Linked DNA regions of Homo sapiens: region 1 is linked to region 2. The links are chromatin loops, found by intact Hi-C in ENCODE. Cell type or tissue: HCT116. All regions are shown on one strand. Each heading gives the region's core, and the rest is flanking DNA. Links, peaks and the distances in the headings are about the cores only.

Region 1 (2,921 bases), core at 166-2,665, 96 kb before region 2:
GAAGTCCCGCAGATCCCCAAAAGCTCACTCATATGCCCCTTTTGCCCCCAGTGTACACATCACTGGCAGCACCTGTCAGACTGTACTGTGATTTTTCAGTTTTCCTGACTGTCTTCTCCATCAGCAACAGTGAGGGCACTCCCATCTGATTTCTAGCACCAAACACATGCCTGGTGTACGAGGAGGCCCTTAATAATTGCTCTTTGGATGTCAAATAATGGTAAGCAAGTGGAAAGAGTTAGGGGAGCCCAGGCACTTTGCAGCATCCTTTTGGTCCTGCTCAGAACCTTGCAACTAAGTGGTAGAAAACAAAGGGGAACAAAACGGTAAGGAAATTCTGAAACACCGCAAGACCAGGAAGAGTGCACAGAGACACGGTCATTGCCAGTCTGGGCCCAATGCAAATCCTGAAAACTTGAACCCAAAGATGCTCAAGCTGCCAGCGGAGGTCTGACCACAGACAAAACTGAATGTTGTGCCAAGGTAAGCCTCAGTGGACTTCACATCAGCGTCTGGCTTCCCTTTGACATATCCCAGGAAACATGTTAAAAATAAGGGCATCCTTCATTCTTCTCTTTCAAATCTCTCAGGACGGCCCCTCCCCAAATAAATTGGACTTTCTTTTTTTTTTTACTCTCCTTCTCCAAAACCAGCCCATGAGGATCCTTTACTGACCTTTGAAAGAAATTCTCCCCCTCTTCATCTTTGTCCTTCAGGGGTATGCTTCTATCATAAAGACTTTACTCGTGATAGCTATAGCCCAGATTTCTGCCTTGGAAACACAAAAACCAGAGACCAGAGTCTACGGCAGATGGCGAGGGCTGCCAGAGTGAGAATTATGGAGAGAGAAACAAACATCAATGCAAAATTATCTTCTACCACATTTGTTATTCTGGTAGATCTGAGCATTCCTGCAAAAGAAACTTACTCTTCCTCTACATGTCCCCAGCAAACTGGGTCTCTGCCCCAAATTCAGTTTTTTGGAACAGTAACTCTCTAGCAAAATACTCCATGGTACGGTGGGTGCTAGCTTCCCCAGGCTCAAGTAGGGAAGCCCTTTTGCAGAGCCAGTTTCTTGCCTCAGTTATCTGGGGATGGCTTATCTAGGAGCCCGTCAGCTTCTCCTTTCTGCATTTACTGCCCCATCCACCAGAGGGAGTCTGGCACCAGACTAAAGTGAATTTTGTGCGAAGGTAAAATGGACACCCCGTCAGTGCCTGGCTTCAAGATGGTAGCCATGAAGGCAGCGAGTTCCCTTGTTCAGATCTCCAGTCTGCTCTCTTCCTCCTCAGTTGAGGCTGGGTGAGCACCTTATGCAGGAGGTGGAGAATTGTCACCTGATCTTCCATTCTCAGGAATCAAGAGACCACATGCTATGATCTGTCTCTCCTTTCCCAAGACCACCCCGATTCTACCTTAGTTTGGTCAGTGCCAGTGGCGGTGCTCTAGAATATGCCATGAAAAGTTCACTTTTTTCTTCCTACAAGAAAAGCAAAAGGAAGGAAATTTGTGTTTCCCTAAACTCTTGCAACGCTCTTCAAAACATTGTCCTTCTGAGCCTGGGCAGTGTTCCGCACACTCCTGCTTCAGTGTCTGTCTCTCCGACTCCAAGGCACAGTCCCCCACCCTCAGCAAGTGCCCTAGGCCACTGCAGCAAGGTGTGTGCCTGTTTGAGTGTCAGGCCAGCTGGGGCAAGCGAGATTCCACCTGCACATCCGAAATGTCTGAGGAGAGTGAAGGAGTGAAGGACGTCCCATCCCAAAATGTGTTGAATTGGTATACTGATTATTTCAAGTTACAAACGTTGGAGAAACTGTAGTTTCAGAAAGGGCTAACTGACCTGTCTCTTCCTACAGGCAGCAAACCATAAGGATTCCTCTGGGAGGCCGGCACGGTGGCTTACACCTGTAATCCCAGCATTTTGAGAGGCCAAGGCAGGCGGATCACTTGAGGCCAGGAGTTTGAGACCAGCCTGGCCAACATGGCTAAACCCTGTCTCTCCTAAAAATACAAAAAAATTAACTGGGCATGGCGGCACGCCCCTATAGTCTCAGCAGGAGAATTGCTTGAACCCAGGAGGCAGAGGTTGCAGTGAGCCTAGATCGTGCCACTGCACTCCAGCATGAATGACAGAACAAGACTCAGTCTCAAAAAAAAAAAAAAAAGCAGGAAAAAGAAATCCTGGATCCAGCTCCACCCTGGACAAGTACAAATCGTGGTTTGTACCTCTTTATTTTCATTCATTAGCTGTTTTTACACTAATTCACTTAATGCCTGTATTAAAACCACATTATTGTAGGGTGGTAGGAGTGCAGTCCTCGTAAATTTGGAATCCCCAGGTTGGAATCCCCAGGATTATGTGTAAGTTCTGAGGGGGGCCTCACAAAGTGCTAAAATGTTTGGTCACTATAGGAGGCCATGAAGTGTTCATTCTTCATTCCTTCCTACCTCCCATCCCCCCACCCTGGGCCCACTTGTGTCTCCACAGATGCCACAGCACTTGTGGGGGCACAGGAACCCCTTGCTGTTTGGGTGCCATCTTGTTCGTGGTCTGTTCAGGCTAGCACTCTAGCCACCTCTCCTGGTACTGCCCCCGAAGTGGGGGCACAGAGCCCCCCTCCAGCACCCACCAACAGCTCTGCTCTCCTCCCTTCCCCTAGCCATCCCCTCCACTCCCTGGCCCAAGGGAGTTGTCTCTTACTCCAAGAGAAACCTCTCCTCAAATCCTATTCCACCAAATTCTTAACCTCTATCCCAAATCTCAGTTCTATCTGAGGCTTAGATTTTGCAAACCAAAGCGACTTCCTCTTTCTCTTGGACACCTTTTCACATCACTTCCTTGAGGCAATGACCTAGAGAAATTACTTTAATGGAGTGGGGCAGAAGAGGGAAAGAAGATACTAATGGTAGGAGAGAGAGAA
Region 2 (2,921 bases), core at 94-2,593:
CCCTGAATTTAGCTAAAATAATCAGGCACAGGACAGTCTCAAATAATGATTAAAATATGCCATGCTAATAAACAAGGTTATCTAGAATGCAACCTCGGTGCTTTAAAAACAGATAGAATAAACCTCATCAATAAGCATTTTCCTAAATATCTCTTTGTGTTATATCAACCAACATAAAAAAGGGAAAAACATAAAAGTGTCCCTTTATAAATGATATTATTTCCAGATAAGAAAGTTGAAACAAAGGTTTGTAAAGTCTCCTGAACTATTCAGTTTAATAACCAATTATCCCTCAATATTACAAAATAAAATGACTGGATCAATGTTGACTCTTCTTTGATATCATTTATAAAATGCTTTGATATTACTTACTAAGTTCCCTGATAACTCAAACAAGGTAAAATTAACACTTTCATTTTCAGTTATTGCTATTTTAGAAGAGGATTACCACTTTCATTTAGATGAAACTGTTTTACCAAAGCCTCCTCAGATCCAACACAAAGTAATTCTTATTGCCTCACATTTTAAAACAGTATTATAAATGATCTTTATAAAAAGGTTTAATCCACAAAACTGGAAGGCTTTTAAAAAATGTCTTTTTACTCAAAACTGTATCACAGTGCCCTTGATTATCTAATAGATAAAAGGGATTTGAATTTCCTCTATGAGAACAGAACAGTGGACATATGGTGTGCTTTGTCTTCCCCTCACCTTTATCTTTATAGCACACCATTTTGAGACCAAAACAATCAAGCATCTACCATGTTCCAGTCCACATTAACAGAGGATTTCTGATGCTGTCCAGTGCGTAGTGTACCGCCTTGCATATTCACCACATGAAATAAACATAATATACAAAATATTGCTGCTGTAAAAAGTGTACATTTCCCTCTTCCCCTTACAAAAAAATCTGTGGAAAAGTATTAAATTCCCTTACCCTTCATAAACATACAAAGCTGTTCACACCTTTCAGTCTGTAACAGTCCATTTGAAACACAGTTCCAAAATCATTACAAATTGGTTATGTCATTGCATTTTCTGTCCAATGTTGCCATCTAGAGTAGAAATGTGAAATCAAGAGTATTTTTGAGCTACTAAAGCCTTTTATAACTAAACCACAAAGGCTGCTTACTGATGAAACAGCCACTTATCCACAAGGTTTTTCCAAAAACTAGATGGAATGGAAGGATCTCTTCACAGGGAGGTGTCCACAGTGCTGAGGTGACAATATGGCTGCTAATAGATACTGGCTACTGGAATGTAAGTACTTTTTCACTGCTGGTAATTTCCATACTGTCCCTAAAAGATAAATTTAAAAATATAATTAGATAATAGTTTGACCATAACAGGCAAAGAAGATTACAAACGAATCATTTCTAACACTGTCATACCACAAAAAAGCAGCCGTACCTACAATAAACAAAATTTTTTTATATCGTTAGGTATACAGTATCACCCTGTAATTTCTTCTGATATTATATTCAATTGCAAATGAATTTCATAGTCCAAAATATGCTAGGGATTAGCAAATGAGCCTAGAATAATACTTGTCAGAGTGGGAACTTAAATGTTTAGTGAATTTTGTTGAATGAATTGAGCAGGCATTGAGTGAGAAGTTCTAGTTCTAAACTCTGATGTAATATATATATTAGGGTGTAAATCATATGCTAGTGTGACAACTTTGTGAGTGTTTAGCTTGTTATAATTATTACAAATGAACATCAAGGGTATTTGCAATAAGTGGCAAGTGAAAATGGAAAGGTATGTGGGACATAAAAGGTAAAGAACCTTCTATCCATACCAAAATAATTGAGCCTTTCCCTGAGGTCAACAAAGTTCAGCAGAGGTATTTAGACAGGCCACAGGGACATAAAATCAAGGAAAGCTGTTTTGTGTTGTCTGTTTTGTTTTCTTAATAAGGTAGACTTGAAGACCCTCAGGATGACAGGATGAGACAGAAAGGGAATATAGACAAAAGGGACATGATGAAGCAGCACGAAGGGACATGATGAAGCAGCACAATTCTGTGAGTGGGGGTAAACAATGTCCAGTATACATCTGTTCAGGTTAACTTTTGGAGAAGATAAGCAACATCTTTTCCTCTAAAACAGAAGGTAGAAAAAAAGAAAGACATACTATGAAATATGTATTTTATTACAAATTTCTTAAATGTGTTTAAAACAGATGTTCATAAAAGCACTAATTTTCAAAAAGCATGACTCACTGGAAGCATATAATTAGTTAACTGTTTCCTTTGGCTAAACAACTCTCTCTCCACGTCACAACAATATAACTCAAAAACATTCTAGACTTGAAATACTTCTCTACCATAAGAAATGGTACCCTAAAAATCTACATTTCCACAGAAGTAAATACACATGATAATGTGTTGAATGTCACCATATATATGATGGAATAATGAATTAAACAGAATTAGGGATTTTATGGGCCAGGCATGGTGACTCACACCTGTAATCCCAGCACTTTGGGAGGCCAAGGCGGGTGATTCACTTGAGGTCAGGAGTTCGAGACCAGCCTGACTAACATGGTGAAACCCCGTCTTTACTAAAAATACAAAAATTAGCTGGGCGTGGTGGCGCACATCTGTAATCCCAGCTACTTGGGAGGCTGAGGCAAGAGAATTGCATGAACCCAGAAGGCGGAGGTTGCACTGCACTCTAGCTTGAGCAACAGAGCAACTCTGTCTCAAAAAAAAAAAAAAAAAAAAAAAAAAAGAGATTAGGGATTTTACACTAGTGTGTTTTACATAGTTATATTCAGCTAAATTTAAATCAATGATCATCTTGAAGGATTTATGAGTAAAATGATATCACATCTAAGATTTGCTCTAAAATACTCTGAAAAAAATAGTGTAGAGGGGTAGATAAAACAACATTGGCAAAATGTTGATAAACTGATGA

Evidence for each region. Hi-C counts contacts between places; a loop is a spot of excess contacts. Peaks named below come from ENCODE experiments on the same cell type or tissue, not always from the same donor. Only the 100,000 strongest peaks of a DNase experiment are listed, where the experiment ranks them.
Region 1: a loop joins it to region 2, with 2.3 times the contacts of the local background. A loop is called at or near these places in 4 of 110 quality-filtered maps.

What each region holds. Positions count from the first base shown.
Region 1 is chr18:25,920,607-25,923,527 of GRCh38, forward strand. No RefSeq gene overlaps it. Among named protein-coding and RNA genes, the nearest start is that of SS18, 170 kb to the right of the region's middle. RefSeq lists an enhancer at 1,232-1,331. In HCT116, for the core only: a CTCF peak has its summit at 1,148 (motif pointing right); a DNase peak (open chromatin) is centred at 1,185.
Region 2 is chr18:26,017,082-26,020,002 of GRCh38, forward strand. SS18 (SS18 subunit of BAF chromatin remodeling complex) reads right to left here. Exons shown (of 11, transcript NM_001007559.3): 11 at 1-1,299. The coding sequence ends at 1,273. Among named protein-coding and RNA genes, the nearest start is that of SS18, 72 kb to the right of the region's middle. In HCT116, for the core only: a CTCF peak has its summit at 1,065; a DNase peak (open chromatin) is centred at 2,196; H3K4me3 peaks cover 167 bases; H3K27ac peaks cover 677 bases.